Regions from separate parts of the Homo sapiens genome. Here region 1 is linked to region 2. A link is a loop called in an ENCODE intact Hi-C map of the cell type or tissue named here. Cell type or tissue: heart left ventricle. All regions are shown on one strand. Links, peaks and the distances in the headings refer to the core of each region. The heading gives the core; the rest is flanking DNA.

Region 1 (10,863 bases), core at 1,114-9,113, 120 kb after region 2:
TTAAGCCCCAGCATCACCGACCTATTGTAGCTCTCCCGTAAGTCATGCTATTTCACATCTCCATGCCCTCTGCCTGGCATGCCCTTCCCCCAGATTTCCATCTAACACATTTCTCTTTGCCTTTCAAGACATGGCTCAAAGGTCTTCTTTCTGAGAAGCTTCCCCTGAACTCCCCAAACCCAAATCAGGAGCTCCTTCTGTATTTTCAGTGCCCTGTGCTAACAGGGCCTCTACGGAGCAACACAGCTGTTATCTCCATATGTGTCCTTTGCCCATAGACCATGACCTCCTTGAGGGCAGGGATGATGTCTTCTTCACAGCTGTACTGCAGCTCTTCCGAAGAGCCGCTTACAATAGATGCTTAGTAAAGATTAATCGAACTGACTAAACTTGAAACCTGGATGAGGTCATTTGAAGGCAAGTAAGGGAAAGTCACAGTACTTTTCACAACAAATCATAAACACAATTTCCTCATCCGTAAAATAGTGAGATAAAAAAGATGATTTCTAAGATCACTCAGCTTTAAAATTCCATAATCTATTGTCTGTAGACCTTGTTATCCCCAAAAGGTAGAACTAACTGAAAATAGGTTTAAGAAAAGTAGTGGTTCATGGTTTATATGGCTGTCTTTCCCACAGGCTGTGACCTGCATAAAAGGGCTCTAAATTTTTTCAGTATCCCCAACACTGATCACGGTGCCTGGCTATGAATTACTCATTAAAGATTTATTGGTCGGACCTGGTGGCTCACGCCTGTAATCCCAGCACTTTGGGAGGCCGATCACAAGGTCAAGAGTTCAAGACCAGCCTGGCCAACATGGTGAAACCCCGTCTCTACTAAAAAAAAACATACAAAAATTAGCTGGGCGTGGTGGCGAGCGCCTGTAATCCCAGCTACTCAGGAGGCTGAGGCAGGAGAATTGCTTGAACCCAGGAGGCGGAGGTTGCAATGAGCCAAGACCATACCACTGCACTCCAGCCTAGGCAACAGAGCAAGACTCCATCACAAAAAAAAAAAAAGATTTATTAGACAGATGGATAGTAGGATGGATGGACAGATGGACGTGTGGATGGGTGGATAGGTGGGTGGATGGATGGATGGATGAACGGACGGATGAATGGGAGGATAGATGGGTGGATGTATGGATGTATGGATGATGGATGGATGGATGGAGGGAGTTTAGACACAAATGACAGATAATGGCAGGTTTTCTAGAAAAGCCAGTGGTGTTGGAGGGATACCCTTAACCTGGTAAGGATAGGGTCATAAAGATTAACCACCCCCTTTCTCAGACTCTGAATGGTTGGACAGCTTTAGGCTGAACAGCTCATTAGCCCATGTGGGTTCAGTCATTACTGTGTTCTTATCTAGGAGCTTCATTACTGGATTAATTAATGCTCCAATAATAAAAACAAATCCTGTGTTTGCAGAGCACTTTATAGTTTTCCAACTGCTTTTATGTAAAATATTTCATTTGCAACTCTTGGCAGCCCTGGAAGGCTGGCTGGGGAGGTTCTATTGCCTCATCGTTGCCACTCTTACTCCCATGAACTAGAGTTTAGAAAGGTTTCAGTAGTTTGCTCAAGGTCACCAGTTAGGCATGGATTTGAACCTGGGTCTGTCTGTGCTCTTTCCCATCCATTCTGCCTGGAAAGCCCTTCCAGCCCACCTCTTGCTCTGTGTCCTGTCCTGTGAGAATTTAGGGAGCAGCACAAGTGCCACCCCTGCCCAGAGCTTTCCCTGACCTCCCCTCCTCTCCTCCCTCAATTTGACATTATCTCCCTCTTCCGAATTCCCTTGGCACTTTATTGTATCTCTCTGGGGACACTGTTCACCTCTTGCTTTGTACTGGTGTTGTCTATAGATATATGTCTTCTCTCCCCTGATTTTATCATATATATATACAGAGAGAGAGAGAGAGAATCTGTTGCCCAGGCTGGAGTGCAGTGACGCGATCTCAGTCTTGGCTCACTGCAACCTCCGCCTCCCAGGTTCAAGCGATTCTCATGCCTCAGCCTCCCGGGCAGCTGGGATTGCAGGCGCCCGCCACCACGCCTGGCTAATTTCCCTGATTTTAATTGACACCATAAGCTCCTTGGTGACAGGAGCTTATGGTATAAATTGGAAAACACACACACACACAAAACACTGCACTTCACGCTGCACCCAAATTGTGTGTTGAATACATAAGCAGGTAAGAGGGTGAGTGAGTTTAGCCTGACTGAGAGTTTGGGCACTTTGACCCAGGACACATTACTTGCCCCTTACTTGCCCGGCTGGCCACCAGGAATGCCAACTGGTAAGTGTAGGCCTTCTGTCCACACTTCTTTCCTGAGAGTCCCTGGATGTCTAGACCCTGGGTGAAGCCTCTTATAATGAATGCCCACCTAACCCCTGCCCCTGCAAGCCATGATCTGAGGAGCAAGGTAGGACTACAGCATGTCACCTGTCCCCTGGCCACGCACCAACAACTCTCAGCCACCTATGGGTGCCAAGGAGTCTTCAGCTTCACACAGGCTCCTCCCCATACTCTGCTTTGCTAAAGAAAAACTGGAGCTCTTTTGCATCATCTGAGTGTCAAGGTAAAGGGGACATACGGCCTGACTCCCTACACTTGGAGCATTTACTGAGGGCCAACTGTGGGCATTCATGGTTCCAACACGCCAGGGAGTAAAGTTAGTATGCCCATTCTATAGATGAAGAAACTGAGTCAAATTTCAGAGAAGGTTAACTGGCCTGCTCTTGTTCACAGTGGGAGGGGAGAGTCCAAGCCATGAGCCACACAGGTCTATGCGCTCTGAGAGGTCACAACCTCTCCACTCAGCCTCTGCTACTGAACTTCATTGCTTTCCAGAGAAAGTATCCCTCCTGCCCACCACTCCCACCCAGGTCCTCCATGAAACCCCCTCTAACAACAGGAGTGGGAAAAGGTTTCAAAAGAGCAGCTCCATGGAGATCTGTCTGGACAAAGGTTGGTGATTCTGCTTCTAAAACTCTGCAGAGGCCAGGATGGCCCTAACATGGAGAGAAGACAGTGGAGTGGCCAGGCCAGGCCAGGCACCAGAGCAGTCTTGGGCTGGGAATCGGTCCATCTGATTCCGAGTTGCCATTTTCCTGCCAGGGACCATGACGAGCAAGGTGCGCCCCTCTGAGCCTGTGAAACTGGGATCGTTCACACCTCCTGCACAGTTGTCTTGTGAAAACTGAGATACATTTTAAAATGTGTCTCCTGACCCCTTCTCTGAGGCTTTGGTGTAGGAACTTGTTGTTCTAACCAGATGAGTCAGTCCGGATGGGAACGTTTATTTACTTGAGGGAGTCAAAGGTCGAATGGAAGGTGCTGATACCGTGTCTGGAAAGAAGGCATGGGAAATGGGCACAGGTTGCCAACATTCTGTCACCAAGATGCCTGCCGGGCTCACAGGGAGCCAGTGGAGGTGCATACTTTGCACACGGTGAAGTGCTGCCGACGTGCACTGGCCAGTACAAGAGAGGGGTCTGTGCAGACCCCTGACTGACAAGGGCTCAGCATGGAAGCCTCGGCCCCAGAGTCTGGGTAGGTCCACTGTCTGCATGGGGCCGACTCGGTAGAGAGAGCCATCACTTGCCATCCTGGGTGCGTGTGTCCTGCCCAGCCCCACACTGTGGTGTAGGTGATGACACCCACCCCCACTGGAGACTTGGCTCCACAGGGTGGGATTTGCGTCTATTTTATTCACTGCTATAACCCCAGTGCCCAAAACAGGGCCTGTCATAGAGCATGTTCTCAATTCAGATTTGCTGAATAAATCAGCTTCCTGGCCCCAGTCTCAAACGACTCACAGAAAATAAAAACTCTAACAGTTTCCGGGGAGAGGGGAGAGATACCATTAGGAGATATACCTAATGCTAAATGACGAATTAATGGGTGCAGCACACCAACATGGCACATGTATACATATGTAACAAACCTGCACGTTGTACACATGTACCCTAAAACTTAAAGTATAATAATAATTTAAAAAAAAAAAAACTCTAACAGTTTCCCAAATGCAGAACAGGCACCTGAGCAGCAGCCCAAGGGAGGGCCCAGACCGGAGCAGCCATGGATTCCTAGCAGGGAAGAAGGCGGCCAGTGTCTCGTGGGCCTGGATGGATGTCTCTCCCACAGGGAGGGCAGTGAGGGACGAGCAGGGCCGGCTGGCAGTTGAGGCCACAGCCCCCTGAGCCAGCCCCTCCCTGGACCCCAGGTGGCCAGTAGCAGATCCCCGCCCCGCCCTGGCTCTGAGATTGCGGTCCGAGCTGGTCAGTGCTCACCCATGGGGATGGGGGCAGAGCAACCTGTGGCGGGTTTGTGAGGAGTGTGGCGGCCTCTGCTGGTGGCGTATGCACATAGCTTCGCACTCCAGGCACCTTGGGAGATGCGAGGGAGCCCCCAGACAGCATCTGAACCCCGGCCTCAGCTTTCTGCTTCCTTCCATGGAGGCCCAGGGACTGGATCTGGTGCCAGAATCAACTTCTGTGAATATTTTGCAAAAGTCGCTCTTATTTCCCAGGCTTCCTTGGGTTTTTTCACCATTGGGGAAGAAGAAACCATCTGTTGTCTGTCCCGGGTGAGGGCACCATAAAGCCTTTGAATGAGAGGGCTGGACAGGATGCCAGAGGCGCCTCCAGGCCCACCACCCTATTAGCAAGAGAAGACCTCCGGAGATGGGAGGGGACTTGCCTGTACTCATTCGTGAGTCAGGCACAAAGCCGGGACTCGAGCCCGGCCTCCGCGATGGTCCCCTTCAACTGGTCCATCATCTCTCGGTTGCTATGGGGCATCCACCAACACAGCTCCACTCCCGGTTGCTGCTGTGAAACGAGGGAAGAAGCCCCCTCTCCCCTCAGCACAGCCACCAGGCACAGTCAGGAGCTGCAACCTGGGTGCCCAGCCCTCTGACAGGAATCCTGCAGAAGGCCAGGCCCCTCTCCTGCCTCCCGCCCTTGTTTTGCCTCCCTTCGCTCCTGGGAAAGGTGGCAGCCGGAGGGTTGCTATGGACACCGCAGTCGGGCTCTCCCTCCGCAGTAATAATCCGAAGATGCCCTCCCTGCTGGAGTCCAAGTCTCTAATTGCCGAGCCTCAGAGGCAGTGATGCTGCCGCACAGGAAGTACTGGGCAGCTGGAGAACCCAAGGATTAGATGGGCTGAGAAGGGAAAGAGAGAGTGACAAGATGGAAATCACCTGAAATTGGAAGCAACAAGCTTGACCTATGTAGGTAGATTGACAAAACCAATGTCGATTTAGCCAGAATTAGAAAAGCAATAGCGTCTTAACAGGCCCCCCATCAAATCGGACACCTAATCACTGTGGCCAGCGTCTCTCAGGTGGGATGCTGAGTGGAAAAGGAGGGAGAGGAGAGGCGCCACAGCTGTGTACATGGGCAGTGACTGCAGGAAAGACCTTGACAGCCATTTTGCTCTAATTTGAGAACCACAGGTCCAGGACTTTTCTGAGCTGGATTCCTGGCCACTCTGCTGCCTTGAGGCAGAAGCACCCTGGCTCCCCACTGCCACACAGGCCCCCTTGTTTGTCCCGACTGGGAAACCAGATCATTATCACCACTGCTAGTCTCCCCACCATGAAAACAGAGCATGCTCCTTACCAGGGTCTCTGCCATGAGACCAGGGCATACCACCTCCATGAGCAGCCTCTCCAGGGGATCAGGACACTGTCACTGCTGTTCTGTCCCCACCATTAGACCAGAACTTTTCCTTCACTGTTGGGCTCCCCACCTTGAAATCAGAGCATTGTCACCTCTATTCATGTGACACCCCACCTACCCACCTACACATCAGACCAAGTCACCAAGGCCACAAGACTTTACACAGCCACAGACATAGGTCCAATGTGGAGCATCCAAACCAAAGATCACATGCTACTGGGCAGAGCAAAGTTGGTCTCACCTCCAGAGCCCGCAGGGCCACACAAACCTTTATAGAGAGGGCACAGAGGGAAGTGCGCTAGGCCCTGCAATTCACCCCACATGTCTGTGGCCACTGGGTTTGCCTTCTGGAGGCTGTGCTTGTCTCACGCAGACCCTAACGCCTGGTGACATTGGGGCATAGCCATGAGGAGGACAAAGTTAGATTTGCTCCACCCTGACCACCAGCAGAGAATCCCCCCTGCCACGTGCATCAACCCTGGAGGAAATGTGAATGAACTAGGGAAGCCCACCTCCATCCCAGAGATCCTTGGGATAGATATAGACACACACACACACGTATATATAGACACACATACATACACATACATATAGATACCTACACACACGTATATGTGTATATCCATGTGGACACATATATATATATTTATACATAAAGAGAAAGGGAGAGATGGAGGGCAGGATGGAAGGCTTCTCTAAATCCTTCAATCTACCACTGTCTCTCTCAGTGAGGCAGTTTTTATCATCCCAATTTACAAAGAAAAACTGACCCAGAGAGGCCTAGGGACTTGCCCAGGATGAAATAACTGAGTTTCAGATTCCAAGGCCCAGCACCCTCGTCTTGGCTCTCTTCCCATCTGGTGTTTGAAAGTCACGCCTCAGAATGGGAATGGATGAGGCTGCACATCTGAGAGAGAATGGATGCCAAATAGAAGCCATTATTCTAACCAGGGAGCTTTTTCCTACAATTTAAGAAACCTCGCCTCCTCTGATTATTTCCGAAATTGTGTTCCCAGGGCCGATTTTATGACAGAGTGCTGCTGTGGCAATCCCTGTGGCCCAACACAGGAACTCCTGGGAGACCTGGCGAGTGCTAATCCTCCTTTCTTAGCACACTATCTTCTCCTCCGGCAAACCCAGTGATTAAGCCTCCTGGTAGCCCCAGGAACTGGCACATGTGAGCCTCAGAGAGTAAGAAAGGCCAGTGGCTTCCTACTTACTTCTTGCTACTTCCATTATAGAAGCTTCTGAGCCCACCAGGAGGGCTAGAGAAGGAAAAGGAAAAAGGGTGGGAGCCCGCCCTCGCAGCCCCTAACATCTTACTACCGCAGTTCCTAGCAGTGTGAGCTTTAACTGTGATCAGCAGGGCGCACACTTCTGCATCTCCTGACTAGGGCCAAGTAAGCTGTCAACTCCCCCTTGCCCAATGGAGAAGTTTTGGGTCATCCAGTGTCCTCAGACCCAAGGATCTCAGCTGATCGAACGAGCTTCTGGCCGTAGAGAGAAAGGACAAGATAGCAAGAAATCCTGAGAGACCTGAACCCTGGGTCTGAGACTGCAGGAAGTTGATTTGTGTAGTACTGGTACCAAGGCAGAAATTGTCCAGAAGAACAGATTGCCAGAGACAAGCAGGCAGCCAGTATCTCCTACTCCAGATTAGACAAGTTCTAGCTGAAAAGATCTGCTCTCCCTGTGAAGTGTAGTTGTGAAGAGGTTGGCATGGTGCTAGGCAGGTGCCTGATGAAGGTTCATTTCCTTCTCTCCTCACTTTTCATCCCTCTCATATGAAGGGGTTTCACGGACCGAGAAGGGGTCTTGGATCAGAACTCTAAAAGCTTTAAATTCGAGGAATACAATTAACCTTAGTCCAGCCATTGCTCAGGAAAGGGAGAGGGAGGCACCCTGGTTTCCAGGAATGTGTGGCATGTAGGAAGGAGCTCTGGGCTCACGTGAAGTTAGCTGCGCCCTGGCTGGCCTGGGCAGGGCCCATCTGAGGACAGGAGCCCAGTGTCTCTGGTGCTCACTATCACCTGCAGGATCCTGCGCCTTCTTGTCTTTGACCTCCTGAAGAGCTTGGAGGGATTAAAGTCAAACTAACCTAAGGGATGGACAGAACCCACTCCAAGGCCAAGCCCAGTGGTATAGCTTCCAGGCTGTTCTTGGCTGGGGAGGTGGTGTTCAGCCCCCTGGCTTCTCCTGTCACCCCAGACTTGGCGGTTTTGAAGTGGATAAGCAGCTTTGCCAAGTGATCCACCAGAAGAGAGAGAAGAAACGTGCGTGCATGTGGCATTTTGTCAGCTGCACCAGAAAAGTGATGATGGGGGAGGCGGTGGAAGTCAGTGACTCAAAGCAGGTTCGGGGATTATCTGCTGTTTTCAATTATCCACATTCTTCATCACCATGGAGAATTGAGAATTGGGTGTATTTGCCTCCCCCTCAACACTGGTGCTGGCATTAGAGACGTGATTTGTACTTGGAGCAACTGTGGGTAAAGGACTTAGAATGGTCTCTGTGTAAAATTTCCCCAGCACTGAAATGTCATTAAATAGCTCTCCGTACCTGGCACCTCTTGGTCCCATTAAAAGTAACTGGAAGAGGCCTGTTGTGGCGGTTCATGCCTGTAATCCCAGCACTTTGGGAGGCCAAGGCAGGTGGATCACCTGAGGTCAGGACTTCCAGACCAGCCTGGCCAACGTGGTAAAACCCCATCTCTACTAAAAATACAAAAATTAGCCGGGCATGGTGGTAGGCGCCTGTAATCCCAGCTACTCAGGAGGCTGAGGCAGGAGAACTGCTTGAACCTGTGAGGTGGAATTTGCAGTGAGCCGAGATCATGCCACTGCACTCCAGCCTGGGCGACAGAGTGAGACTCTGTCTCAAAAAATAATAATAATAATAACTGGAAGATAAGCATACCTGAAGAGAAGAGAGCTGATGATTATTGAGCATCTGTGATGCACTCAATACTCATTTTGAGCCAAGGAAACTTCAGCTCAGAGAGGTTTTCTTGCCCATGGTTTGTCATAGCATGGAACGACAAACTGCTCCAAGGCAGGGCCTTCGATCCCAAGGCTTGTCCCCACCCTACCCTTCTCTCAGTGAGCTCAGACCTCTCTCAGAAGACATGGGGGCCCATCTTGGACCTCTGTGGTCCTGTCTGTGTCTACTAATATGCTTTCAATTGCCAGTCAAAAAAAAAAAAAAACCTCAAGAGAGTTTAAAAACAAGGAAATTTGTTATTTCACACACTAAAAACTCAAGAGGTAGAACAGTCCCGGGGTCATTAACTTGGCAGCACATGTCACCATGAGCACTGGCTCTTCCTGACTTTCTGCTCTGCCATCCTCAGCAGGTTGATCACAAGGTAGCCAGGGCACACTGAGGCATCCCATTGCCAACCTTCAAGTGCAACAGCAATGAAGGGAAGCCCCCTGCTGTGGATCTCTTTAATAATGAGAACATTTGTCCCAGAAGTCCCTAGACTTTCCTTTGCATCTCACTGGTCAAAGAATGGGTTAGGCTGGGGCATGGTGCCTCATGCCTGTAATCCCAGCATTTTGGAAGGCCAAGGCGGGCAGATTGCCTGAGGTCAGGAGTTCGAGACCAGCATGGCCAACATGTTGAAACCCCGTCTCTACTAAAAATACAAAAATTAGCTGGGTATGGTGGTGGGCACCTGTAATCCCAGCTACTCTCGGGAGGCTGAGGGAGGAGAACCACTTGAACCCAGGAGGCGGAGTTTGCAGTGAGCTGAGATCGCACCACTGCACTCCAGCCTGGGTGACAGAGCAAGACTCAGTCTCAAAAAAAATAAAAATGAAAAAGGGGGGGTTAAATGCTCAGACCTAAACCAACCACCAAGAAAAGGAAGGAGGAGTACCATCTTGGCTAGACTGGGGCCTGACTTCCTCTGAAGCAGATGGTAACCAGAGGAGTGTGGGCACACGGGGGGCTTAAGGCAGAAGTGGGGGTGCCATTGGCTCCTGGACAGAAGGCACTGCATGGCCACATCCGCCAATCCAGCCAGAGGTCTGAATGCTCCTACTTGTAGGGGTTCTTGTCCCCGGGGCAGCTCCCAGTGTGGACTCTGAGGACATGTGCCAGCTCCGTGTCCTTGTGGCTTAGATAAGAAGGGGTGAGGCACCGGCTCATACCAAAATGGGAACCTGCTGGCCTTATTGTGAGCTTATCTAGAGGACACACACGACCGACTTCATTAGAAAAATTGGGGGAAAAATCTTATTAAAGATTTGTTCTATCACATACCAGGGAAGCAAAGCCTTTCATGAAACCTAATGGGCAATACGGGTGATTTAAACAACTACACGGTACTGAGGTCTTTAATTTCCTGTAGGAAACCTGATGATTATCTGTCTGGAAATGCTTCAGCTCAAGTAGGGATATGTGCGAGTCAGAATGAAAAAGCTCTTTATATTTTCACACTTTAAATCCAGACCCTGTGAAAAGAGATCCTTGTCACGGGAGGCCAATCAAGTTCAGAGAGTCCGACTAACTTTGCCCTCCCCAAATGCCATCAAAGGCAAGTTGGGGCTCCATTAAATGGAGAAAACCAAGGGAGTGACCCCAAGGTCAGCAAGAGATACAAGAAAGAGAAAGACAGAGAGAGAAAGGTAGCAAAGCAAGAGAGACAGAGAAATGCTCCAAGAGACAGAAAGAGACAAAGAGCGAGAACAAGAGACCAGAGAATAGAAAAACAGACGAGAAGGAAAGAGGCAGACAGATGTGGCAAAGGAGGAGAAAGACACAGGGGAGAGAGAAAAACTGAGAAAAGGAGAGAAGAAAGAAAAGCAACAGAACTCGACAGACAAGAGATGGCTAATAATCACCTTTGCAAGATTTCTTAATGATACTAATATTTACCTGTTAGAATTTCCAGTTGTGAGTCCCCTTCTGAAAGCTGTCCTTGCTTTCTGTGTGAGGATAGAGATCTAGGGGTCACACATGTTTTTCTAGCCCAGCAGGATCCAGATGTTTCCAGTTCCTGAACTTGGGTCAAGATCCAGCGTTGAGAGGGTCATTATTCAAAGAGGCCTTGAACACACATGATGTTTAGTTAAACATGGGGTAAGAAAACAGCCAGGACACAAATGAGTTATTCTAATTTTGTGAGTTCAGACCTTTGAACTCAACTCCTCATTCTGGTCTCCTGGCTGG
Region 2 (11,437 bases), core at 3,434-11,433:
ACTAGGCTCCGAGCACCCGGCTCAGACTCACCTGCCTCCAGTTCTGCATCACGTGGCCTCAGGGACAGGCCGGGCACCTCAGGAATCTATCCTCTAATTTCTGAAATAATGAAAAGCCTCCAGACACATTTACTCTCTAAATAAAATGCACAGTTTAAATTATAAACAAGACAATTTAAGAATACTGGTAACTAAGTGGGAACAATTTCACATGTTAAACTTGACAAAATAATTCTAAAGCTACTACTCAGTTAACTATATTCACATCTACTTAACTCAGTAAGTTTGACAACATAGATGTTTACTTTATTAAGTTTGTTATACATTTTCTCCAAAAAAGTCTAGCCAGTCACCAGACCCCACCCCACCCCTCGAAAACAGACATCATGGCATTCAAGGACAATGAGCCGCTTCTGCCTGTACTTACTAATAGGCAGTGGCTTCCCCCTAAAAATCACTGTTTTTCTAGAACACCAATCACAATTCCTTTCCTAGGTACCAAACAGCATGACCTCAAAGAAATTAGAAAATGACTGCACAGTCCAAGCTGAAAGAAAAACTTTGCGTCTTATGTTCTTTCTCCTTTTGTCTCAACACAGACTCACTCTGTAACACACCTCCCCAGTGGAACACATACCCCAAAAGCCCTGCCACAGGCGATCGGGGTCCCAAGGGCCCAGGCCTCCTCCACTGCCCTACAAGTCAGGGCCAGGGCAGATCATGAGCCTCCTTGAGCCACCACATCCTCATCCACGAAATAGGGACCGTGGGTTCCCCGTCCTGCCTGCTCACTTCATAGGGTCGTGGTGAAAAACAGAAGAGGATGTCCAGTGTTTTATGTTTCCCCCAGCTGTTCAGGTCTCCTCTTGTTTGAACTTCCTAATCCCCTGGGAAGCAGGTAGACCAGGCTTACTTCCTATCTACAGATCCCAAGAAAGAGGCCCAGGAAAGGAAAGGGCTCAGGGTTTATCAGGAACCAGCCAGTCGCAGGTGCTTATTTAATAGAGGGCAGGTGACTTGCCCAGGATCGCACAGCTGGTCCGTTGTCAAGCCAGGCTATGAGCGCACGTTTCTGACTCCAGGGGCCATGTGCTGTCCCTTCTGTGAGCAATAAAACCTTCCATGTAGGAATGCAAAGTATCATTATTACCATTGTTGCTGATGTTACTAAAATTGAACCAAACCGGTTTTATCATGGGTTGACTGGAATTGCATGATGGAGGGCCTTGGTCACTAAATTTAAAAATATGGACTTAATCTTCTAGAGGGAGCAATTGAAGGTTTTTGAGGGGTAATAGTAGGAACGGTAACTGGAAGCCAGAAAAGCTACTTCTGTAAACTGGTGTAAGATGACAGGGATCTGTGTCAGGGAGGTAGCAGGAAGAGATGACTTCAAGCGACACCGCAGAATAAGAACCATAGAGCTTGGTGCCTAAATAGAGGGCTGGAAATGGGGCTGGGAGTGGCATAAGGATGGGGAACGATTTGAGCCTGAGAGATGGTTGCAGCCCAACAGCACGTCTCCTCTTCTTCATTAGTAAGAGCGCCCAGGAAGGAGCAATGATTACCAATAATAAAGACTACATTTTCCCGCCATGTGAATGACCAACGGATGTAAATGAAAGTGACATGTGTTACTTCGAGGAAATGTCCTTAACAAGAAAGAAACAACCTTATTTTGTCCATTTCTCTTTCCTGATGGCTAAAAGGTAGGTGGGATGGCTGGAGCTCCAGCAGCTTTCTTGAAGTATGAGGAAGAAGCCACGTACCAACGATGGCAGGGCAACAAGGGAGAAGGAGCCTGCGTCCCTGATGATGCCATAGAGCAGCATACCTGCTATAGACACCTTTCCGGACTTCTTTGGCGTCAGACAGAACTTCTGTTTTGTTTAAGCTATTGTTGTTTTGGGTTTCCTATCACTTGCAGCCTAAAACGAATACTAACGGGTAAAGTTCCTGAGAAAAAGAAGACACAAACAGAGAAGCAGAGAGAGAATTTAGGGGCAACATGATGAGTTTGATCACAGATTTGATGCGTGGGACATCAGTACAGGAGAAGATGTATATAAAACTTGGCATGGTGCAGGGATGTATTCAAGAACTCTACACCGCCACCACCGCCCTTCTAAGTCACTTTTGTCTGTTGCCTGGCCTGCTGCAGTAGCCTTTTTAGTCCTCCTAGTAGTTTTCTTGCCACCTCCAATTTACTCACAAAGATGCCAAAGTAATATTTTTAGAAGCAACCATATTGTATTACTCTCCTATTTAAAACCCTTCAAAAGCACCAGGCATGGTGGCTCACACCTATAATCCTAATACTTGGGAACCTGAAGTGGGAGTATTGCTTGAGGCTGGGAGTTTAAGACCAGCCTGGGCAACATAGAGAGACTCTGTCGCCAAAAAATTTTTGTATTTAGCCAGGCATGGTGGCTTATGCCTGTAGTCCCAGCTACTCAGAGGGCTGAAGTGGGAAGATTGCTTGAGCCCAGGAGTTAAAGCCTGCAGTGAGCTGTCATCATGCTATTGCATTCCAGTCTGGGTGACAAAGTGAGACAAGAAAGAAAGGAAGAAAGGAAGGAAGAAAGGGAGAAAGAAAGGAAGAAAGAAAGAAAGAAAGAAAGAAGAAGAAAGGAAAGGAAGGAAGGAAGAAAGAAAGAAAGAGAGAGAGAGAAAGAAAGAAAGAAGGGAGGGAGGGAGGGGGAGGGAGGGAGGGAAGGAAGGAAAGAAAGAAAAGAAAGAAAGAAGAAAGGAAGGAAGGAAGAAAGAGGGAGAGAGGGAGAAGGAGAAGGGAGAAGAAGAAGAGGAAGAGGAAGAAGGAAAAGGAGAAGAAGAAGGCAAAGAAGAAGAAGGAGGAGGAGAGGTGGAGGAGGAGAGAGAGAGGGGAGGAGGAGGAGGAAGAAGAAGAAGGCAAAGAAGAAGAAGGAGGAGGAGGGGGAAAGAAGGAAGAAGGAAGAAGAAGGAAGAGGAAGATGAGGAGGAAGAGGAGGAAGAAGAAGGAGGAGAAGAAGAAGAGAAGAAGAAGAGGTGGAGGATGGGGAGGGGAGGAGGAGGAGGGGTTGGGGAGGTGGAGGAGGAGGAAGAGCAAGAAGAACAAGAAGCCAAAGGCAAAGAAGAAGAAGACGATGATGAAAAGGAGGAGGAGGAGGAAGAGGAAGAGGAAGAAGAAGGAGGAGGAGGAGGGGGAAAGAAGGAAGAAGGAAGAAGAAGGAAGAGGAAGATGAGGAGGAGGAAGAGGAGGAAGAAGAAGGAGGAGAAGAAGAAGAGAAGAAGAGGTGGAGGATGGGGAGGGGAGGAGGAGGGGTTGGGGAGGTAGAGGAGGAGGAAGAGCAAGAAGAACAAGAAGGCAAAGGCAAAGAAGAAGAAGACGACGACGATGAAAAGGAGGAGGAGGAGGAAGAGGAAGAGGAAGAAGAAGAAAAAGAAGAAGAGGAGGAGGAAGAAGAAGAAACAACAAGTAAATAAAAAGATAAAACTCTTTAAAGGCTTTCCACTGCACTTAGGTTCAACCCCACAACATGGCACTCAGGGCCCTTCACTTTCAGCCTCCTGCCCCCTTCTGCGGCTCAGTCCCTGCCACACCCCCCTTCATCTGTTTACTCTCCTTCCAGTGACTCCTTCCCCCCGGCTCCTTGCCAGCTCAGGGCCTTGGTGCAGTCTTCTCATTCTTCTCAGAAGGCTCACCCTCTTGGTCTGTGAAGGGCTCATTTCCTCTCATCCTTCAGACCTCAGCTGAAGCATCACCTCCCCAGAGACACCTCCAAGCAGGCCCCAGATGAGTAGGATCCCAATCCAATGCCATAAATTTTTTTTTAAAAAAGAATCATTGCAAACTTCTTTTTTCCACTTTCACAGTATATGTCATAGATTTGAAATTATCTACTTTTTGTTTCCTTACTTGTTACCTGTCTTCCCTGGTAGACTGTAAGCCCATGAGGGAAAAAATCATGTGTGTTTTATGCTTTAAGATATATTTAATTCCTAGCACAGTGCCTGGTGAATAGCAGAGCTCCACACCTATACATAACAGTATTATTATTTAGCAAGTCTCTCATGAGAGCACTGCAGCTCAGAGAGAGGCGTGGCTCAATGCTCCACTTGGGATGCATGGATGCATTCCTGTGAGAGTGCCTGCATTCTCCGGGAGCAAGCATGATGAAGGGAAACGGCAGAGGAGGGAGAATGTCCAGGTAAAGGACAGACCTGTGTAGGAAATAGGGTATGGGGGGAATCAGTATGAGATGTGTCCAGAGAGCAGGAGAGATCTCAACTTCAGTGCTCAAACAATCTGTTGAGAAATCTGCGGGAGCCTGAGAAACTAACTATTGCTTTTATCAGCAGGAAAACTAAGGCAGAGAGAAATGGACTTCAGGCCAGCCCTCAACTCCCTTGCTAAAGCTGGAAACAGGACAGGAGCCTCTTGTCTCTTTGAGTCCTGGCTGGTTCCCACGTGGCTGAACCACTCCTCTGGCCTTACTGAGCTGTGGCTCTTATCTGGTAGTGGCCATGTGGAACAAGGGTGCAAGTTGCTCCCTGCAGGATTCAGGCTAAACAAGGCCCTTACAATTGTATTGAAGAAAAGTTAACAATAGAGCATGGGGCTATAGAATGGAACTGTCAAGAGTGCCCAATCTAAACAGAGATGGGCCCTGGGTCTCGCTCCCTAATTCCCAGGCCATTATGCCTGGGAGCCCTTTGCCCTAAGAATATGGGCCACTCTCAGGCTGCATTAAAAGGAAAATAATGCCGAGGAAATGGGAGGATGCCTAACACTTGGGGCACTATGTTCGTTCTGGGGCCTTCGCTTCATGAGGACACTGATGACCAGGGGAGGAGAGTGAGCGAGAGGGTGGAGTCTGACCAGAAGTCCTGTGACAATGGTTGAGGGGACTGGAGACCACTGGGTTGGAGCAGAGAAGATTCAACCTGACTTTGGATACTCAAGGGACCTTCAGTAGAAAAAGAAATACCTGGCTGCTTCACTGGGTACTCACCGTGTGCTAAATGTTCTACACTGTGCTAAGGGCTTTTTGTGAATTATCCCCTTTCCTGGCCCAACGTCACCTGCTAGTAAGAGCATAAGCAAGGCTCCACGCTCACATCTTCCCAGAGGTCAATGGCTTAACCGCCAGCCTATGGTACTTGAACTTCTTTCGTGCGGACCCAGAGAACTGAGTTAGGACCCAAGACAGAAACTACACGTTTTAACCAATATTAACCAATAATAGGAAGAGATTTCTAAGTCAGAGCTGTCTGCAAATGGATTGGATAGTCTTTTAAAGTAGTGTCCCAGAGGGTGTTCAAAAGAGGCTGCATGACTCTGGTCAGGTTAAGTACAAGTGCAAGGTTAATGGTAGAACCAGGGGTCAAACCGAGTTTTTCCACCCTGAGTTCAGGCAGTCCTGATCACAGGATGGATCCTGTGCTGGTGCGATTGCCACTGTGTACTAGGTGTTTTCCCCTTGGCTCAGCTGAAACATGTTTAAGATATTTAAAAGGAGTTTTACTAAGTTCTGTGCCCCCTCTATTGTGGGAGTGTCAGAGCCCATCTGGGCCCGTTGCAGCATGTCTGGCCCTGTCTGAGAGGGCCCGCAGGGGCTGTGTTACCAGGCGGCTCCCAGGCGCCTTTTGGGAAAACAAAATGACCAGGTGTGTTAGGGCCAGCAGGCTTCCAGGGCCACTACTCAAAGGCAGCCAGGGGACTTTGGCTGCCCTTAAACTCTCTGTGCAGTGGGGGGCAAGCAGGCATCCAGACCGAATGGAACGAGGTGGGGTACTCAAGGAATATGGCATGTCTCACCCATATTCCCTCTCAGCTCAGCCTCTGGGGGACTGGGGCCAAGTCTCAGGGAACAGAGGAGTCTGTATTAAATGGAAGGAGAACATCGTTTTGTTTTTGTTTTTGTTTTTGTTTTTGTTTTTGAGATGGAGTCTTGCTCTGTTGCCCAGGCTGGAGTGCAATGGTGTGATCTCGGCTCACTGCATCCTCCACCTCCTGAGTTCAAGCGATTCTCTTGCCTCGGCCTCGTGAGTAGCTGGGATTACAGGCGCTCACCACCACACTGGGCTAATTTTTGTATTTTTAATAGAGACAGCGTTTCGCCATGTTGGCCAGGGTGGTATGGAACTCCTGACCTCAGGTGATCTGCCCACCTTGGCCTCCCAAAGTGCTGGGATTACAGGTGTGAGCCACCATGCCCGGCCAAAAAAAATCACATTTTTAAAAACCCTTCTAGCAGCTGCGCTATGTGAGCCAGGAATGCAGGGCTTTACCCCAGCCTGGCGCGGGGGCCCCAAGCTGGCAGTGGAGGGCAGGGGAAACACAGGGGGGTGAAGAGCTGCGCTCCTGAGAGCCAGCCTAGGACACCAAACTCATGGAGAAGGGGCCCTGTGGAGCTGAGGTGCCCGTCCTTTGAGGGAGGGGTCTGCACCGGAAATGTAGGGCACAATGGGATCACGAGGGGCAAACAAAACAACCCCAAAGTTGAAGGATGGAAAAGCTGACAGAATATGGATTTCCTGCTTGACTAATGTCAGCCCACAAATAGATGTGGCTGACGTCACTTACAGGAACCCCTTCCTTTTCCTTACCTCAGCCCCTCCAAGGAGGTGGGTGGGGGAGCGGGTGAGAATGAAGCCCCATGCCCTTAGGCATCCGCTGTAGGAAAGGAAGTCACTTCTCTCCTACACACCCAGCATGGCACTAACTGTCACTGTGTACCATCTTTGGCAGACTTGGGAAGGAATTCATTCCAGTGACAAAGGTCAGATAGTCCTCCCCAGTTAAAGAAGGAACCCTGGCATTTAACTGGGTCTCCCTAAGGCAAAAATCCTGGAGACAAAAGACACTGGTGACTTCCCAGCAGAAGAGAGTGAAGGGAAACCCAGGTTTGGTGTAATGCAGCAAATAATTTGGAATAATTTGGGGATTGACTTGACTGAAAAAATGGAATGGTTTCTCAATGCAATATGGATTTCACTTTGCACCCACAGTCCCAAACTTAGTGCTTCAGAATGCAAATTTTATGGAAATTTTCCTTGCTTTACCAGTTTCTTTTTTATTTTATTTTCTCTCTCTCTCCCACTTTCTTTCTCCTCTCTTTCTTTTCCTTCTTTCTTTCTTTTTGAGACGGAGTCTCACTCTTGTCTCCCAAGCTGGAGTGCAATGGTGCGATCTTGGCTCACTGCAACCTCCGCCTCTCAGGTTCAAGCGATTCTCCTGCCTCAGTCTCCCGAGTAGCTGGGATTACAGGTGCGCGCCACCACGCTGGCTAATAATTTCCCTATTTCTTGATTCTCCTTTCTAAGAGATATCAGCCATTACTTATAATAGCTAAGTCATGTATAATTATTTAATATAAAAGTACGAAAAAAACTAGCCACGAATGAGCAGTTTAAGTGTCAAAGGGCACAAAAATACTGCCAATGAGGAAGAGGAAAGAACGGCTGAATACGAGATCACAGAACGAGAAAGCGGCCGCGGAGTGGGACTGGAGACTGTGAATCACGCAGGTGAAATCAGAATGGGATCCCACTCGAGACAGGAGCCAGGAGCTAGCAGCAGCCCTGGAGCCGCCGGCCCAGCCCTGAAGCCGCTCCGGCTGTCGCCACAGCGAGAGGAAACCTGAACGCTCTGCTCCTCCACAGCGAGTCCCTGCAGGTGGGGACACCGCCCACCTGGCCCTCCCTGCGCCCCCTGGCGGAGCGAGCCTCGGCCTCTCCCGGGCCCCGGCCTCTCCACGACCGCCTGGCCGCGCGGGAACCACCCGCGGACTCGCGGCCTCTCCCCACCGGACCCCGCAACACCGCGGGGACGCCCGGGAGGCTACTGAAGAGCCAGTGGCGCCTGCCTCGATCACACGTCCCCTGTGGAGCTCCACCTGCCCGCACGCCGGCTCGGGCGCTCCCATAAGCGGCCGGCCGCAGAGGGGCTCCAAGGGAGGCGCGCGCCCGCGAAGAAGCACTCCGGCCCCGCAAAGGCGCCCCGCGGCCCTGTCCACCAAGGCCACTGGCCGACGGGTCGGAAGAGAGCCCTTCAAGACGGAACTTGCATTGCGCTTGTTAGAGAAAATTATGTGTAAAAACTGAGCCATTCAGCTTTACTTTCCACCCCGCGTTGATGTAAAACATGAGTTCCTATGGAAGATGAGGGGCTTCGTCAAGTGTGTAAAAACAAATGCTACCTCTTTCCATTAAAAATTTATATATGTATATTCATTCTCATTGTTGAAAATACAATAAAAAGTAATAAAAAATCACATGTAACGTCATAAGAAATCAACTTAATGTTTACATGTATGAAAATCACATGTACACCTTGGGAAGCTGAGGCGGGCGGATCACCTGAGACCAGGAGCTGCAGACCACCAGCCAGGCCAACATGGCGAAAACCCATCTCTACTAAAAATACAAAAATTAGCCGGGCATGGTGGCGCACGCCTGTAATCCCAGCTACTCAGGAGGGTGAGGCATGAGAATAGTTTGAACCCAGGAGGCAGAGGTTGCAGTGAGCCAAGATTGCGCCACTGCACTACAGCCCGGATGACAGAGCGAGACTCTATCTCATAAATAAATAAATATTACATGTAACACAAAGAAATCAACTTAATGTTTCTATGTATTTTCCAGGTATTTCTGCACCTATCTATAAATCGGTAATATCCTACATAATGCTATTTTGTACGCTCCTTTTTCAAATATTACATCATGAATATTTTCCTACCTTACTGTAATTTTCAAAAGATTGATTTTTAGGCCGGGCGCGGTGGCTCACGCCTGTAATCCCAGCACTTTGAGAGGCCGAGGCAGGTGGATCACTTGAGGCCAGGAGTTCAAGACCAGCCTGGCCAATATGGAGAAACTCCGTCTCTACTAAAAATACAAAAACTTAGCCAGGCGTTGTGGCAGGTGCCTGTAATTTCAGCTACTCGGGAGGCTGAGGCAAGATAATTGCTTGAACCCGGGAGGTGGTGGCTGCAGTGAGCCGAGATGGCGCCACTGCACTCCAGCCCGGGCGACAGAATGAGACTCCGCATCAAAAACAAACAACGAAGTAACAAACAAACAAACAAACAAACAAAAACGAAAACAAACACGTTGATTTGATTTTTTAAAATTCTTGCTAACTACCCATCATATGGATGTGCCATACTTGTTTAGCCATTGAAATCCTAGATGTTTACTTGGTTTCTCATTCTTTTCTATTATAAACTGCACCATGCAGAAGAGGTTTGATGTAAATTGATTATTCTATTAAAATAGCTTCCTAGAAAGAGAATTCCTGGATCAAAGTTACAAACTCAAGGCTCCTGTGACAAATTGTTAAATTGTTTTCCAGAAAGATGGTCTAATTTCCTTCTTGCCCTCAGCGTAAGACAACCCCATGCCCGCCCACCGCCAACAATAAGAAGATTCTCCAGCACTGAGTTATATTTATTTAAAATTTTGTCAACTCCAGAGGGGAAAAAGTAATTCTCCTTGTAGTTATAATTTGCAGTTCTTTGATTAGAGGGACTGAATATGTGTTGTGTGTTTTATTTTATTGGCTTTTTGTATTTCTTCCTTTGTAGTTGGCCTTATCTTCAGCCTATTTTTTTCACTGGGGAGATAAGTTCTTCTGATTAGTTTCTAAGACTGCTTTGTATAATAGGGATATTTACCTCTTGTCATGTTTGCTGCAAATACTTTTTCTAGCATAACATTTGCTCTTTAAATAAGTTCATATTTTTTGAGGGACTGAAATCTAAAATTGTGTGTATGATGTAATCAAACACACCAGTTTTTTCCTTCATGTTTCTTCTGAGATTTTATGCTTAACAGTTCTTTCTCCTCTCAGGGCTGATTAAATATTCACTTTGTTTTCTGGAGCTTGCTCATGGTTTCTTCTTTTACATCTGACTTTTTAATCCACCTGGAATTTATTTTGGTGGCTGGTGAGAGCTAGGGTTCCAATTTGATTTTTCATCCAAGCTTCCAATTTCTCCATTACCATTTATTGAATAATCTATCGCTTCCCAGTTGGTTTTCTTTCTCGTATATTGGGTTCTAACATAGTAGGGTTTATTTCAGTGTTTTCCATTAGGTTTCATTGATCTGTCATTATTGATTTTTCAGTAATGCCAGAGGGACTTAATTACTTTCAGTTTTATAATACATTTTAATATCTAGTAGAGAAAGCCCCCTCAATGGTCTTCTCTTTCAAAAAAAGTTAAGCTATTCTCACTTATTTATTAAAACATCCTAAGAATCAGTAGTTATTCTCCATTAAAATTTCTAATTTTGTGTTTTCTTTTTTCTCAATTAAATTTATATTTTAGAAGTTGGTATCTTTTGGATTTATAAATTATGTTTTTCTGGTTTTTAAATTCATTAATTCCTATCTTTGCCTTTGTTATAAACTTAATCTTCCCTCCTGAGGTTTGTTTTGTTCTTCTAATGGATTCAGTTATTTTCTCTGTTCATTTTTTTCTGTTTTTGTTATTAAAAATGGGGTCTCCCTATGTTGCCCAGGCTGAGGCAGTGGCTATCCACAGGCACAATCATAGTCCACTACTGGCTCGAACTCCTAGGCTCAAGTGATCCTCCCACCTCAGCCTCCCAAGTAGCTGGGGCTATCAGTGCACACCATTGTGCCTGAAAAACTTTAAGGATGTTTTTCATCTGAGTACACCTTTGGTCACATCCTGAGTTTTTACGTACAGGGTCATCATTGTTGTAATTTTCTAATAGCCTTTAACGGTAGTTTTGAATTCTCTGTTGTAATTGAGGAGATTGCTTTAAAAGTCCCACCAAAAAGTTGTCCTTTAATTGGAGTTTTATAGGCTTGTGGTCAGAGAATACAGCCCGAGCAACTTTTCTGATGTTTTGAAATGTGTGACCAAGAAGTTGATCAATTTTTTAAAGTGTTCCCTGGATGCTTAAAAAGAAGATGTTTGTTTATAGGCTACAAAGTGCTCAATTAATTTAAACATTTAAAAATTCAGATTATCAATCTCATTTTTTGTATAAAATTCACAGTTTTACTGTATATAGCACTTTTATCCATATTAAATGGTTCTTTTGGACAATTTAATGATTTCTGTTTTGAATTCATTTTGGTTTAAAATGAGAATTTCTATTCGTTTGCCATCTGATTTGTACTTACCTAATAAATCTTTGCTCTTCATTTATTTTTGGGTCCTTCTGTTCTAGGTACTTCTTTTGTAAATTGCATGCAATTAAATTTTGCTTTTAAATCTCATCTAAGAGACATTTACTTTTAACAAGGAGGTAAACACAATTATGTTGATTGTTATAAATTTTAAGTTTGTTTTTCTCTGATCTTCTTTCATACTTTGTATTGAAATTCTTCCTTCCTGCTTCCTTTATTTTTTCTGTCTTAGCTATGTGGGCTCTGATGTGGCATGGGAGGTATATGTTTTCAGGGTAGGGAAAAGGCTCT

Evidence for each region. A loop is a pair of places that touch in the nucleus more often than their neighbours do. Peaks named below come from ENCODE experiments on the same cell type or tissue, not always from the same donor. Only the 100,000 strongest peaks of a DNase experiment are listed, where the experiment ranks them.
Region 1: it touches region 2 in a loop (7-fold over the local background); 68 of 110 quality-filtered maps call a loop at or near these places.

What each region holds. Positions count from the first base shown.
Region 1 is chr1:154,874,320-154,885,182 of GRCh38, forward strand. No RefSeq gene overlaps it. Among named protein-coding and RNA genes, the nearest start is that of KCNN3, 9.5 kb to the left of the region's middle. RefSeq lists enhancers at 3,007-3,592, 4,178-4,762, 4,562-4,611. In heart left ventricle, for the core only: CTCF peaks have their summits at 4,366 (motif pointing left) and 4,569; DNase peaks (open chromatin) are centred at 3,522 and 4,332.
Region 2 is chr1:154,752,907-154,764,343 of GRCh38, forward strand. The region is part of intron 3 of KCNN3 (potassium calcium-activated channel subfamily N member 3); the gene reads right to left. Among named protein-coding and RNA genes, the nearest start is that of KCNN3, 110 kb to the right of the region's middle. RefSeq lists a silencer at 7,606-7,975. In heart left ventricle, for the core only: CTCF peaks have their summits at 7,704 (motif pointing left) and 7,905; a DNase peak (open chromatin) is centred at 7,695; H3K4me3 peaks cover 692 bases; H3K27ac peaks cover 817 bases; H3K27me3 peaks cover 393 bases.